Regions from separate parts of the Homo sapiens genome. Here regions 2, 3, 4 and 5 are each linked to region 1. A link is a contact called in ENCODE Hi-C or POLR2A ChIA-PET data. All regions are on one chromosome and are shown on one strand. Each heading gives the region's core, a stretch centred on a gene start or an enhancer-like site at or near the end of the contact. The rest is flanking DNA. Distances are from core to core; before and after follow the strand shown. Region 1 holds the start of TOR1A (torsin family 1 member A). Region 2 holds the start of EXOSC2 (exosome component 2). Region 3 holds the start of FUBP3 (far upstream element binding protein 3). Region 4 holds the start of IER5L (immediate early response 5 like). Region 5 has its middle 12 kb from the start of LINC02975.

Evidence for each region. Hi-C counts contacts between places; a loop is a spot of excess contacts on that map. ChIA-PET counts read pairs that join two places held with the same protein, here RNA polymerase II (POLR2A). Pooled maps may share reads with other maps.
Region 2: a loop to region 1 is called in a pooled map, with 7 times the contacts of the local background. The contact joins the promoter of EXOSC2 here to the promoter of TOR1A in region 1. A Hi-C loop is called at or near these places in 1 of 168 maps with a recorded cell type or tissue (gastrocnemius medialis), 2 of 37 single-sample maps with no recorded cell type and 10 of 50 pooled maps. POLR2A ChIA-PET finds 5 or more read pairs at or near these places in 1 of 52 experiments (GM12878).
Region 3: a loop to region 1 is called in a pooled map, with 7 times the contacts of the local background. The contact joins the promoter of FUBP3 here to the promoter of TOR1A in region 1. A Hi-C loop is called at or near these places in 2 of 37 single-sample maps with no recorded cell type and 10 of 50 pooled maps. POLR2A ChIA-PET finds 5 or more read pairs at or near these places in 1 of 52 experiments (T-cell).
Region 4: a loop to region 1 is called in a pooled map, with 4 times the contacts of the local background. The contact joins the promoter of IER5L here to the promoter of TOR1A in region 1. A Hi-C loop is called at or near these places in 4 of 50 pooled maps.
Region 5: a pooled map shows a loop between it and region 1 (4-fold over the local background). The contact joins the enhancer-like site here to the promoter of TOR1A in region 1. A Hi-C loop is called at or near these places in 1 of 50 pooled maps. POLR2A ChIA-PET finds 5 or more read pairs at or near these places in 3 of 52 experiments (B cell, K562 and T-cell).

What each region holds. Positions count from the first base shown.
Region 1 is chr9:129,822,773-129,825,469 of GRCh38, reverse strand. It overlaps TOR1A (torsin family 1 member A), which reads left to right and starts at 1,334. Exons shown (of 5, transcript NM_000113.3): 1 at 1,334-1,562; 2 at 2,624-2,697. The coding sequence starts at 1,385. RefSeq lists an enhancer at 1,140-1,449 and a silencer at 1,860-1,949.
Region 2 is chr9:130,692,333-130,695,029 of GRCh38, reverse strand. EXOSC2 (exosome component 2) reads right to left here and starts at 1,250. Exons shown (of 9, transcript NM_014285.7): 1 at 1,117-1,250. The coding sequence starts at 1,238. RefSeq lists an enhancer at 998-1,187.
Region 3 is chr9:130,578,266-130,580,962 of GRCh38, reverse strand. It overlaps FUBP3 (far upstream element binding protein 3), which reads right to left and starts at 1,386. Exons shown (of 19, transcript NM_003934.2): 1 at 1,199-1,386. The coding sequence starts at 1,282. LOC100272217 (a long non-coding RNA gene) reads left to right here and starts at 1,469. Exons shown (of 1, transcript NR_027440.1): 1 at 1,469-2,697. It overlaps LOC124902286 (a long non-coding RNA gene), which reads right to left and starts at 1,123. Exons shown (of 2, transcript XR_007061818.1): 1 at 715-1,123; 2 at 1-304. RefSeq lists a silencer at 1,069-1,438.
Region 4 is chr9:129,176,911-129,179,607 of GRCh38, reverse strand. IER5L (immediate early response 5 like) reads left to right here and starts at 1,347. Exons shown (of 1, transcript NM_203434.3): 1 at 1,347-2,697. The coding sequence starts at 1,556. RefSeq lists enhancers at 1-462, 463-1,386, 1,124-1,418 and silencers at 1,143-1,522, 1,753-2,092.
Region 5 is chr9:129,269,490-129,272,186 of GRCh38, reverse strand. No RefSeq gene overlaps it. Among named protein-coding and RNA genes, the nearest start is that of LINC02975, 12 kb to the left of the region's middle. Within about 2 kb of position 1,304, at least 6 of the 41 ENCODE cell types and tissues checked have a DNase peak (open chromatin) inside an H3K27ac peak, as active enhancers do; they include B cell, where a contact is called at or near this core.

The DNA.
Region 1 (2,697 bases), core at 85-2,584:
AGAGTACAGTAGAGAAAAGAGGGGTGGGGGGACCTGACAAACACTACTTCAGTCAAGTGATCAAGTCAGCACCAACAGTGGTAAGTAACGTTGAACAGTAAGAACCCTTCCTTGGTAGGATGTGATGAGCATAGCACTTTACCTCTGTGATCTTCCTTCCAAAACGCCATAACGCTTGTCTAATCCTGAGAAAAACATCAAATCCCAATAGAGGGCCAGCCCACCAAAGATTTGGCCAGTACTCCTCAAAACTATCAAGGTCATCAAAAATAAAAAGCTGAGGCCAGGCGCGGTGGCTCACGCCTGTAATCCCAGCACTTTGGGAGGCTGAGACGGGCAGATCATGAGGTCAGATCAAGACCATCCTGGCCAACATGGTGAAACCCCGTCTCTACCAAAAATACAAAAATTAGCCGGGCATGGTGGTGTGTGCCTGTAATCCCAGCTGCTCAGGAGGCTGAGACAGGAGAATCGCTTGAACCTGGGAGGCAGAGGTTGCAGTGAGCTGAGATCATGCCACTGCACTCCAGCTAAAATAAAAATAAAAGGCTGAGACACTGTCATTAACAGTAGTCTAAGACATGACAACGAAATATAATGTGGTATCCTGAATGGAAACCTGCAGCAGAAAAAGGCATTAAGTAAAAGGAAGGAAATCTGAATAAACTACACTTTAGTTAATATGACAACAGTGCATCGTTAATTTTAACAAATGTAGCACACTAATAATGTAAGATTTTAGTAATAGGGGAAATTGCAGGGATGGGTGGCACATGGGAACTCTCTACTATCTTCTCAATTTTTCTGTAAATCTGTTCTAAAAAATAACGTCCGTTATTATTATTATTATTATTATTATTATTTGCGGGGAGGGGACACAGTCTTGCTCTGTCTCCCAGGCTGGAGTGCAGTGGTGAGATCTCGGCTCACTGCAATCTCCGCCTCCTGGGTTCAAGCGATTCTCATGTGTCAGCCTCCCCAGTAGCTAGGGCTACAGGTGCCTACCACCACACCCGGCTAATTTTATATTTTTAGTAGAGACGTGGTTTCACCATGTTGGTCAGGCTGGTCTCGAACTCCTGACCTCAGGTGATCCGCCCGCCTCAGCCTCCCAAAGGGCTGGGATTACAGGCAGGAGCCACCATGCCTGGCAAAAATAACGTCCATAAACAAAAACACGTGGCCAACAGGGGCGGAGCAGAACCGAGTTTCCGGAAGCAAAACAGGGCTTTGTACCGAACAAAGATGGCGGCCGCCGGCGTCGGGAGGAGGGCTGCCCTGAAGAAAGATGGCCTCCGCGAGAGGAGGAACCGGAAGCGTGGGTCTGGCGGCTGCACCGGTTCGCGGTCGGCGCGAGAACAAGCAGGGTGGCGCGGGTCCGGGCATGAAGCTGGGCCGGGCCGTGCTGGGCCTGCTGCTGCTGGCGCCGTCCGTGGTGCAGGCGGTGGAGCCCATCAGCCTGGGACTGGCCCTGGCCGGCGTCCTCACCGGCTACATCTACCCGCGTCTCTACTGCCTCTTCGCCGAGTGCTGCGGGCAGAAGCGGAGCCTTAGCCGGGAGGGTAGGCTGGGGCGGGGGCTGGAGGCTGGGGCTGGGGCTGGGGCTGGGCGATGGCACTAGGGCTGAACTAGGACCAGGGCATGGAGAATGGAGGATGGAGGCCGGGGGATGGCACCAGGGCCGGGCTAGGACTAGGGCTGGAGCGGGGCCTGGGGGCTGGGGCTGGGCGATGGCACTAGGGCCGGGTTGGGGCTGGGGCTGGGGCTGGGGGATGGAGCGGGGCCCGGGGGCTGGGGGTGGGGCTGGGGGATCGCACTAGGGCTGGGTTAAGACCAGGGCGGTTGGCTGGGGCTAGGGGATTGAGGATGGTGGATGGAGGCTGGGGGATGGCAGTAGGGCCGGGCTAGGACTGGGGCTGGAGCGGAGTTTGGGGGCTGGGGCTCAGGAGCGGGGGCTGGGGCTGGGGCTGGGGCTGGGGGATGGCACTAGGGCCAGGCCGGGGTAGGGGTCACATCCCAGGAGGGCCGGGCCTGGGCAGAGCTGAGTCCGCGGGGGCCGGACCCCGGAAGCCAAGCGGCCGGCCTGCAGGATGAGGCCTGGCTCCTCGGCCATGACCACAGACGTGCCAGACTTAAGTCGGAGACCTGAGGAGCCAGGCTGCAGGTTGGCCTACTTTGCGCTAAGCTGGGGGTGGACCAGTGGTAACCTCCCTCCGAAGTGGGTTCTGCCTCCTTTCTAGCCTAGCGGGAGACAGGAAGGATGGTGAGGACTCTTCCGCAGCCGACCAGGAGGGACCAAACTGTTTCCTTTCCCGGCTCTGCCTTGGGGTGGGAGGAGCAGCACAGGGGTTAGGGGTGCAAACTGGTGGCAGTGGCAGTGGCACCAAGGGGCTTTTCGGGAAGGAGTCGGGCCAGGGCTTTAGAATAGGCAGGACCAGCAAAGGGAGGGCTCCCTGGACCGCCGTCCCCTCTGGGCCAGGAGCTTACAGACCGCAGTACTTGAGGTTTCGCAAGGTGCTTGGAGGGCGTCTAGACGGCTTTGCTGGCTTTCTTATGGGCTGTAAATGTGGCTACATTTTGCCGCTGTTTCTTCCCCACTCCTGATTGGCTTTGTCTTTCCCAGCACTGCAGAAGGATCTGGACGACAACCTCTTTGGACAGCATCTTGCAAAGAAAATCATCTTAAATGCCGTGTTT
Region 2 (2,697 bases), core at 1-2,500, 870 kb before region 1:
TCTTAAGATTTCCTAGGGGCCAGGCATGGTGGCTCATGCCTGTAATCCCAGCACTTTGGGAGGCCGAGGCGGGCAGATCACACTTGAGGTCAGGGGATCGAGACCAGCCTGGCCAACACAGTGAAACCCTGTCTCTACTAAAAAAAAAAAAAACCAAAAATTAGCTAGGCATGGTGGCGTGCACCTGTAATCCCAGCTACTCAGGAGGCTGAGGCAGGAGAATCACTTGAACCCAGGAGGCAGAGGTTGCAGTGAGCCGAGATCGCACGACTGATCTAAGACAGACTCCGTCTCAAAAAAGAAAAAAAAATTTCCTGGTATCCACTAACCTTAAACTAACAGGTTAAAGGGCAATGCTATGAATGCTGTGCCCCTTGTACATATACAAGTAAAAAAATAATAATAATAAAGGTTGAAACACTAGTGTTATCTATGATGATATAATGGCTGGTTTTACTTCTTTTCTTACATAATTGTCTCATTTAATCCTCATTACCGTATCATACTGTTATTATCACTATCTTACAGATGAGGAAACTGACCGTGGAGAGGCAATGCCGCTAATAAGATGTGATGGTAGCAGGACCGGAACCCCAACTGTCTGACTCAAGAGCCTTCCCTCTTAACCACAATACACTGCACTACACCCCTTAGATTCAAAATGTGTATAAATGGGTGCATGCAGCACAATGTAACTGTTTGCCCTAAGATCGAACAATTACGGATTCTAAACTGAAGAGGAGGCAGCCAAGAACGCCCACCGTCCCCTCAGAGAGCTGAAAACTGGAAAAGAGCCTGCACCTAACCCTCCCCAGCTTTCCAGGTCTCCCACAAGGAAGGATCAAAGATTTGGACTTCAGGCAGAAGACCCAAAAGTCACAGCCACCGGAGGTCAGGAGTGGAGGGTTTCAGGGAGCTGAGACAAATGCAGACGGGGACACACAAGATGCAGGGAGCAAGAAGCACGAGGCTCGGAAGCGAGGTGTGTAGGATGCTCAGACGAAGTGCCCTGGGTCCCGCGGGGAGTTACACACACAGGGATACGAGGCCTGGACCACGTGCAGAGAGCCCTGAAGCCGCTCTCTGAAGCCTCGACTCCCCCAAGTCCCCACGTACCGCATGAATCCTGTGTCCGTAGTGATTGTATCCCCCGGCACCACTAGATGTTTCTTAGTGTCGCGGCCCAGTCTCTCGCTAAGAGGCTTGCGAGCCACTGGAAGCCTCATCTCCATCGCCATCTTGGCGCCAATGAGTTGCGCAGGCGCAGCTCAGTCGGGAGCTGCGATATCCGACTCCACAACTCCAGGCCGCGTTCGGAGGGGCGGGGAAGGGCGGGGACTCAGAGCAGCTGCCAATGAGAACTCACGGCCTAGAGGCCATGTTTACAATTGGCAACAATAAGGCGAACCCGAAGGGAAGGGAGCCGAGCTGCCATGTCTACTATTGGCAAGGAAGCACCCGTGGAATAATAAAATCTCACGTTGTGTGGCGTGTGACTTTTTACCAAAACTGTCTTGTACTCATCATCCCATTTATTGTTTACCAGGGTTAGAGATAATTGAGAAACGGACCTCTGAGTTTCTGTCCAATTCTAAGCTGCTGAAATCCGATATTTTGTAAGAGAGAGCTCAGGAGGATGGAGAGATGGGATCTACAGAAAACACTATTTGAACAGAAAGAAGAGCCCCTTTCCACACGGTTCCCAGTAGCGCCAGGATTCTACATTGCGGCCGCCCCGTGGGTGCTGGCTCAACATCATCATCTATAACCCCAAACCGGGCTCCAGATACTTCTCACTTGGTTCTGTCCTTTCATAAGGACTCCTTTGAACAAGCTAATTTACTCCAATATTTCTTTTGGAAACAAGTTAAAAATCGTCTAAGAAAACAGGTCAAACCTTGCAAGCCAGGTATATTTGGTAGGGAAGGGAAGAGCACACACAATGCGAAGATCTTGGCTTGCATTTAGTTACACAGCGAGTTGAGCGCTCTCTGTGTGCCAGGCGCTGTTCTAAGGACTCAGCGGGGAACAGACGGATGTCTCTGTGGGTTTTTCTGCGGCTCCGTTTTAATAGGAGGGTACCCCTCGCCCCTTCTCCCCGTCCCCCACTACCCTCTCCCTCTCCTTGCCCTGCATTCACAAGAAACTAATTGGGGATGGTAACTCCCCATGCACAGGGACTCTAAAGACGATTAAATGAAATCATTGGCATCAGCTGTGGTCAGTAAAGCCGGTAAACCAAGTCCGCCTCCTGAAGAAAGATCCATCGAGCCAATTGTTTTATAAATCTCCAAAGCGACAGCATTTCTTCCACTTAAGCAAGTCTCACGACCACACTTAAGAAAGCCAGCCCTGCCAGGCAGTCGATGACATGAATGCTAGTGCCCCGAGGCCCTGGGTAAGCGGGCTGCCAGACCCTCGCCCTCTGCCGTGCCTGGAGGAAGGCACTAGAGCCCAGCCCCTCGGTCCAGTCCTGCCGCGGCCATAAGAGGGCGATGGTGTCCTCTGAGCTCGCGTAGCCCGGCAGCCGGGGAGCCAGGCCCAGCGAGCGGCCCTAGGCGGAGCGAGAGTGTAGGCCTGACACCATCCAAGTTCTTCCCGGGAGGGAGAGACGTCGCCTTTACCCCGCGCATTCTCACAGCGTTCACAAGGTTGGCATTGTGGATACCAGTTTATGGAGGAGGAAATCGAGGCCCC
Region 3 (2,697 bases), core at 137-2,636, 760 kb before region 1:
TCATCCATTACAGCCATGGGTGGATCTGAAGTCTAAGTAAGATGGATACTCACTACTGTACTGGTTGGCAGCTAGGCAGTAAAGTAACAATTCATCAGATAAAATTTTAGGTGGAACCACAGGTTTGGAAAGTTCTGGGATCCAATATAATGTCTATAGGAGCATCAATATATAACATGAAAAGTCAGTTATCAGGGAAACAGGTAGGGTTCCCTCCCCTGGAATACTGGAAAGAGATGTAAAGACCATATCTTCAAGCGCCCGAGTGAAGACCTTCTTCTAATACAATGACTCCTGTGGCTTTCTGTTAGGAATCAAGCAGTAATTAGTTATAGCCCAACTTTTAAAGTATCAGTGCGCTTACAATTACATAAGAAGAGAGGAGGACATAAGACACTTAACCGAGGAAGCTGAAGTGTTAGGGCTGACTTGTAAGTAAGTTTTAGATACAAATGAAGAACACGTTCTGTTCTAAGTACCATGCCAGAAGCCAGTAAGTATTTTTGGCAGGTCCCATATTCACTCTCTGGGGAAGCCTGGAGCCTTCTAAAACCCAGTTAATTTAACTTTGATTAAATGCACGACATTGTCAGACAGTAAAGTTTCAATGTCGGAATGAGGCCATATCATTCTCCCCAGTAGAGGCAAGCTTGCCATGAGAAATTTCTACATCTTGGGGACCACCCCCACACATGTAACACCTCCCTCTCTCACCTCTCCAAAGAGCACCCTCACATATAAGATGCCCTCGAGTTCCTTCTACTCAACAGAAAGTCTAAAGACGATGTTCCCCAAGTTTTAACAAGCTACTGGGCGTCAGACAGCTGCTTTATGTCTACACCCAGATCCTCCCCGTGGGCTTCCCGGACCCCTCCCCTCGCGAGGTTCAGAACCCCGCGCTAGCTACACTGTGGGTCCAGGCTGGCCGCTGGGGCACGATGGGGCCAGACGCTCTAAGCAAACCCTTTCCCAGCGACTTCAGGCACCTGGGAGACCCGCCCGACAGGCCGGGCCTGGGCCTCGCAGTGGCGCCTTATCCCCCCGGCTCCTCCCGGCTGTAGGAACTCCACGGAACGGCCCGGCCCGGCTGAGACGTCGGTTCAGGCTGCCTCCCGCCCCCCAGGCCCGAACCCCTCTTCCCCGCCCGCCAGGCCCCGCCTCGGGATCTCGTGCTCCTGCCAGCCGGCTGCGCCCGTACCTGCCGGACCCGGTGCAGGGCATCCACGAAGCCCTCGGCCTTCATCCCCACAGGAGCGCTCTGCCCCTGCACCAGCTCCGCCATTACCGCCCCCGCCGCCGTCGCCGCCGCCGCCGACGCCGCCGACGCCGCCGCTCGGCTCCCCGGTCCGGCCTCCCGCTCCGCTTGGGGACCCGTAGCCGGAAAAGGAAAGTCGCCCTACTTCCGGCGGAAGGGAAAGCCGGGACGCTCGCAGCTGGAGGAGTCGCGTCTGCGGGGCGGGGTCAGGGCACGTGACCTTCGACCGATCGGAAGTGGGGGCGGGACGGCAGCGCCGGGGTGGGCTCAGATCGCCAGGCAGCCGTGGGTCTCCAGGGTCCGGTCGCGACCCTTCCCTTCCCGGGCGGGATTTGGTCCAGGACCGTCGATGGCGTCTTGACAGGTCCCCGAGGCTTGGATGTGGTCCCGAGGTGTCCGCTGTCGGCCGTTTGGAATCTCAGAGGGACTGACGTGGCTCTCCCAAGACGGCACCCCGAACAGTCGTGGTTCATCAAAAGCCTGGTCCTGGGTAGCCCCTCCCTGAAATGGCTGTTGGTTGGGAATTTGGGGGCTGAGCGCTTTGAAAGGGCATTGGGACAGCATCACAGAATGTCAGTGTCCCACATTTGCGAGGAGTCCCGGGCCCCAGTTCTTACACTGCAGTTTGCATGAGGATGGGCCACCGCCACTTCCGCCTGGGGTTGTCTGGTGATGCCCCCAGGAGAGACGCGCCCACTGAAAAGCCAGCGTGGTGTCCTCTTACACGGTCCTTAACAAACTCTGGGACTCTGGGGGTGCAGGAAATACCACAGGACCGTCATTACTCCCATACCGGCTGAGTCACAACTGTATTGCAGGAGGCTTCTTGGAACGCCTATGTAACTTTAATGGAAGTGACCAGGTACAGATCTTCTACAGCAAGGAAGGAATCTTAGTGCTAGAATTCAGTTGAGCCTTTGAGTTGGCTCTTCTTATAAGTGAGCAAACAAGTAACAAGGTTTAGGGGGCGCCCATTTTTGTGTTAGCACGATTGCCCTCGTGTTTAATATTTCCCAAGCCCTATTATGATAAGGAGTTGGACTTAATGAAGAACCATGTTGTCAAACATCTTATGCCCATCTTGAAGTTGTGAAGGAGGATGAGCACCAAGAAAAGGAAATAAATAAAATCCAATACGGGCCGGGTGCGGTAGCTCACGCCTGTAATCTTAGCAGTTTGGGAGGCCAAGGCAGGCAGAACTCTTGAGCCCAGAAATTCAAGACCAGCCTAGGCAGCATAGTGAGACCCCGTCTCTACAAAAAATATAATTAGCTGGGCGTGGTGGCAAACACCTGTAGTCCCAGCTACTTGGGAGGCTGGAGTGGGAGGATCACCTGAGCCCTGGAGGTCAAGGCTGCAGTGAGCTATGATCACGCCACTGCAGTACAGCGTGGGTGACAGAGCAAGACCCTTTCTTGGGGAAAAAAGTCCCATATAACTTT
Region 4 (2,697 bases), core at 98-2,597, 650 kb after region 1:
CTGCAGACCTCGTTCATCCTTCAGGGATCCACTCATGGACCCTCCTCAGGCAAACCTCCAGACCATTTCCAAGAGCCTCCAGAGCTGTCTGGGCAGCCCCCACCCCAGGCACCTTTGAAACCCCTGGGAGCAGCAACCAGCCCCCTTCAGGCCTCTTGGTCCAGATAGAGCGCCCCCAGGAATCAGCAATCCTGTCCCTCTCTTCTCCCACTGTCTCAGTCCCCAGCTGGGACCTGAAGGGTTCAGGATAAGAAGGAAAGCTGTGTCAACAGAAGTTAAGTCGGTGAGTCCCCGGGCCTTTGGTATTCACCTCCCGTCTCGAGCGCAGGGTCCTGTCCCAGCTCCTAGCTCCGCCCCCTGGGAACTGTGTGGTTCCCCAAGTCACTCCACTCCTCCGAGCCTCAGGCCCCTCCTCTACAAACGTTAGAGTGAGGCATTGGGGAGTTGCTGGGAAGGGCCTGCCCCATATTAGGCCCATAATAATAGTCCCTATTGTCATTATTATTAGTTAGGCACGAAAGGAAAGGTTACAGAGCTGGTGATTAGGGCACTCAGCGTTTCGGCTCCCAGGACGCTTTTGAGCCTCAGCTGGTCGCGAGGTCCACACACTCCCTGGGTCATGCCTGGCCTCGGAACTCTCTCCATCAGAGAAGGTCAAAATTCACGATGTTTTGGTTTTTCCTGTCAGACAAATGGGGAGGACTTCCCTTCCGCAAGCATTCCCAGAGGCCCCTCGACCAAAAAGTCAAGGAGTCAGGCCCTACATTCTCTGCGGTAGAGGGTACCCCCAAAACCTCGCTCCTTTGATGTTCCCCAGTGTCAAGCCGGCGGCTCCACCAGCCTCCTGTAGAGAGGCCTTGACTCCCGCGGGTCACTCGGGGGGGCGACAGGTGCGCAGGTGGAGGCGCCGCGCCGCTGGGGGAGCGATGAGCGGCGCGCACCTGCCGCAGGTGAGGCCCAGCCGTGCGGAAAGGGGAGGAGCCGTCGCCGCAGCACTCAGGTGAGCCGACCCCCGGCTCCCGGGACCTAAGGCGAGGGCAGCCGCGGGCTTCAACGTGGCCGCTGCCAGGCGACCTATGCTGCAGACTGCGGCCCCGGCGGCTCCGAGTCCCGCGCGGCGCGGCAGCCCCAGGAGAACATTCGAGGCAGCAGCGGCGTTGGAGGCCCGGGGTCCGTTCGGTATTTGAATAGCACAAAGGAACCGCCTTGGTCTGATTGGCCAGCCGAGTAGCCCCGGGGCGGGCTGCGCCTGTCACTCAGGAGACTCTCAGAGCTCCTATTGGCTCTTCTCATGTGGGGCGGGGCCCGGGCACCCGGCTAAATAGCTGGGGCCGGGGCCGGCCGAGACTCATTGCTTTGGCGCCGTCTGGGGAGCGCGAGCCCGCGGGTGGCGCGCGGCGCATGGTGGCGGCTCCTTTCGGAGCGCAGCCGAACCTCTGACCCGGACTCCGTTACCCCTGCCCGGCGCGCCCCGGCGGCCGGCTGGAGGCAGAAACAGCAGAAGCGTTAACAGCAGCAGCGGCGGCGGCTGCTCCGCCGCCGTCTCCGCGGGAGCATGGAGTGCGCCCTGGACGCCCAGAGCCTGATCAGCATCTCCCTGCGCAAGATCCACAGCTCCCGAACCCAGCGCGGCGGCATCAAGCTGCACAAGAACCTCCTGGTGTCCTACGTGCTCCGCAACGCGCGCCAGCTCTACCTGAGCGAGCGCTACGCCGAGCTCTACCGGCGCCAGCAGCAGCAGCAACAGCAGCAGCCGCCCCACCACCAGCACCAGCACCTAGCGTACGCGGCGCCGGGCATGCCGGCCAGCGCGGCCGACTTCGGCCCGCTCCAACTTGGCGGCGGCGGGGACGCGGAGGCGCGCGAGCCGGCCGCCCGGCACCAGCTGCACCAGCTCCACCAGCTCCACCAGCTGCACCTCCAGCAGCAGCTGCACCAGCACCAGCACCCGGCGCCCAGGGGCTGCGCGGCGGCGGCGGCGGCCGGAGCGCCCGCGGGCGGCGCGGGGGCGCTCTCGGAGCTGCCCGGGTGCGCCGCGCTCCAGCCGCCGCACGGCGCGCCCCACCGCGGGCAGCCCTTGGAGCCTCTGCAGCCGGGTCCTGCGCCGCTGCCGCTGCCGCTGCCGCCGCCCGCGCCCGCTGCGCTCTGCCCGCGGGACCCTCGCGCCCCGGCCGCCTGCTCCGCGCCCCCAGGGGCCGCCCCTCCGGCCGCCGCCGCTTCTCCGCCCGCCTCCCCGGCCCCCGCCTCCTCCCCCGGCTTCTACCGGGGCGCATACCCTACCCCTTCGGACTTCGGCTTGCACTGCAGCAGCCAGACCACCGTGCTGGACCTAGACACTCACGTGGTGACCACGGTGGAGAACGGCTACTTGCACCAGGACTGCTGCGCCTCCGCCCACTGCCCCTGCTGTGGCCAGGGCGCTCCGGGACCGGGCCTGGCGTCCGCCGCCGGCTGCAAGCGCAAGTATTACCCTGGCCAGGAGGAGGAGGAAGACGACGAGGAGGATGCGGGCGGGCTGGGGGCCGAGCCCCCCGGGGGCGCCCCGTTCGCCCCCTGCAAGCGCGCCCGCTTCGAGGACTTCTGCCCGGACTCGTCCCCGGACGCGTCCAACATCTCAAACTTGATCTCCATCTTTGGCTCCGGCTTCTCGGGGCTGGTGAGCCGACAGCCGGACTCCTCGGAGCAGCCGCCGCCGCT
Region 5 (2,697 bases), core at 55-2,554, 550 kb after region 1:
AATAGGGCTCAACATCAAAATCATTTCAACAGGCATAGAATTGTGGAAATGTTTCCTGCTGTGTCTCCCCTGTTGCTAATTCAGTACATTTTCTCTCTCCCCAGCATCTCCCTACCATAAAACTTAAACCATGAAGCGTTTGGTCCCATGAAGAGCCGTGTGGATACCATCTGCATCCCTGACTAGGGAAGAAGGGGACTGTGACAAAAGGAGAGTCCCTGCTAGACAGCAGCGGGGACTGGAAGCCCCTTTCAGGGCAGGAGGAGGGGAAGGGAGGCTGAAAGTCAGGCGTGAGGCGTCTGGGGGCAGTAGAAAGATTCAGATAGGTTTGGGGGATCCGAGGACATCAGAGCTGGTGCCTATGTCCCCAGGATGCATCCTAAGGGGTCTGCGAGGCTCACCTTAGGCCTGACATTGCACCCAGTGTGGCCAGGCTGCAGCAGATGGAAATGACTGAGGGTCCCCAGTCCCCAGGCAGAGGGGCTGAGGACAGTCTCACAGAGACCCCCAACCCCTGCAGCTGAGTGGAGGAAGCCCAGGAACTGAATGGGATGGTCTTATGGGTTGAAGTGTGTCCCCAAAAAAGATATGCTGCGGCCCTAACCCCCAGTACCTGTGAATGTGACCTTATTTGGAAATAAAGGTCCTTGCAGATATAATTAAGAAGAGGTCATTAGGTGGGGCCTAATCCAATATGAGTGGTGTTCTTAGAAGAAGAGGAAAATGCCATGTGACATTGGAGGCAGAGAGTGGAGAGATGCATTTGTAAGTCTGGGGCTAAAGCCGGAAAGGCAAGAAAGGACCTTCCCCTAGAGGTTTCAGAGGAGGCACGGCACTGCCCACACATTGATTTCAGACTTCTGGCCTCTGGGACTGTGAGAGAACACATTTCTGTGGTTTTCAACCACCGGGTTTGTGGGACTTTATTAGAGCAGCCACAGAAAAAAACAACATATGGGAAGAAGATTGACTGTGAATTGGAAGTTTTCAGGGCAAAGCGAAGTCCAGTCAGCCTCAGAGAACGTGGATGCGGTTCCCGGAGACCAGGGCAGACCAGACCCGCCCCTCCTGAGCAGGTCCAGTGATGGCAAGTAGGGCAAGAGACTCCTGTCCTGGCCCATGCAAGCTTCTCCACACAGCCAGACACCATCTTCAAAAGGAAACAGGAGGGAGACCCCCCCGAGTGCAGAGAAACCACCCTTACAAGGGATAGGGCTTTGAAAGGACCACATATTTTCCTGTAAGAGACGACTTTACAAAAAAAAAAAAAGAGAGACTTTCGGTTTTGTCACCCCTCCTCTCCCCACTGCCAAGACATCAGCAGGAAAGGGGGCACAGGGCAAAAGGAGATCAGATCTGGAAAATCCAGGCTTTTCACACAACTTAGCCCAAGAACGTACATTTCACCCCCTACACTCTTCTGTTTTTTTGTTTTGACACAGAGTCTCACTCTGTTACCCAGGCTGGAGTACAATGGTGCAATCTCAGCTCATTGCAACCTCTGCCTCCCAGGTTCAGGTGATTCTCCTGCCTCAGCCTCCCAAGCAGCTGGGATTACAGGCTCGCGCCATCAAGCCCAGCTAATTTTTGTATTTTTATTCGAGGCGGGGTTTCACCATATTGGCCAGGCTGGTCTCGAACTCCTGACCTCAAGTGATCCACCAACCTTGGCTTCCCAAAGTGCTGAGATTGCAGGCGTGAGCCATCGCGCCTGGCCCCCTACACTCATTTCTACTGATAGTTTCTGCAGAGTTAGGGCACCCTTTTAAGCACCGATACAGGAGAGGCTCAGGCAGGAAACCAAGGTAGGTTTCACAAGTGCATCTGCAGATGGGGCCACCCAGTTGATCACCAGGATGTTCACTGGAGCATGACATACAAACGCAAATGTCAGAAGCAACCTACATATCCACACGGGACTGGGTAAATAAATAATGATAACGGACTCTGTGCCACCATTAAAATTATGCTGTCAAAAGTGGTTTCATGATATGGGCCCAGCATGGTGGCTCATGGCTCTAATCCCAGCAATTTGGGAGGCTGAGGCAGTCGGAACACTTGAGGCCAAGAGTTCAAGACCAGCCTGGCCAACATGGTGAGACCCCATCTCTACTAAAAATACAAAAATTAGGCCAGGCGCAGTGGCTCATGCCTATAATCCCAGCAATTTGGGAGGCCGAGGTGGGCGGATCACCTGATGTTGGAAATTTGAGACCAACCTGACCAACATGGAGAAACCCTGTCTCTACTAAAAATACAAAATTAGCCAGGCGTGGTGGCGCATGCCTGTAATCCCAGCTACTCGGGAGGCTGAGGCAGGAGAATCACTTGAACCTGGGAGGCGGAGATTGCAGTGAGCCAAGATCGCGCCATTTGCACTGCAGCCTGGGCAACGAGAGCGAAACTCCATCTCAAAAATAAATAAATAAATACAAAAATTAGTTGGGCATGGTGGCAGGCGCCTGTAGTCCCAGCTACTTGGTAGGTGGAGGTGGGAGGATCACCTGAGCCAGGGAGGTGGAGGTTGCAGTGAGCCGAGATTGCACCACTGCACTTCAGCCTGAGCAATGGAGCAAGACTCTGTCTCAAAAAAAAAGTGATTTAATAATATGGTGAAAGGTTGTGATAAATGTTAAGTAATAGTAACAATAATAATAAATCAGCCTAAAAGGGTATCTTTTTTTTTTGAGGCAGAGT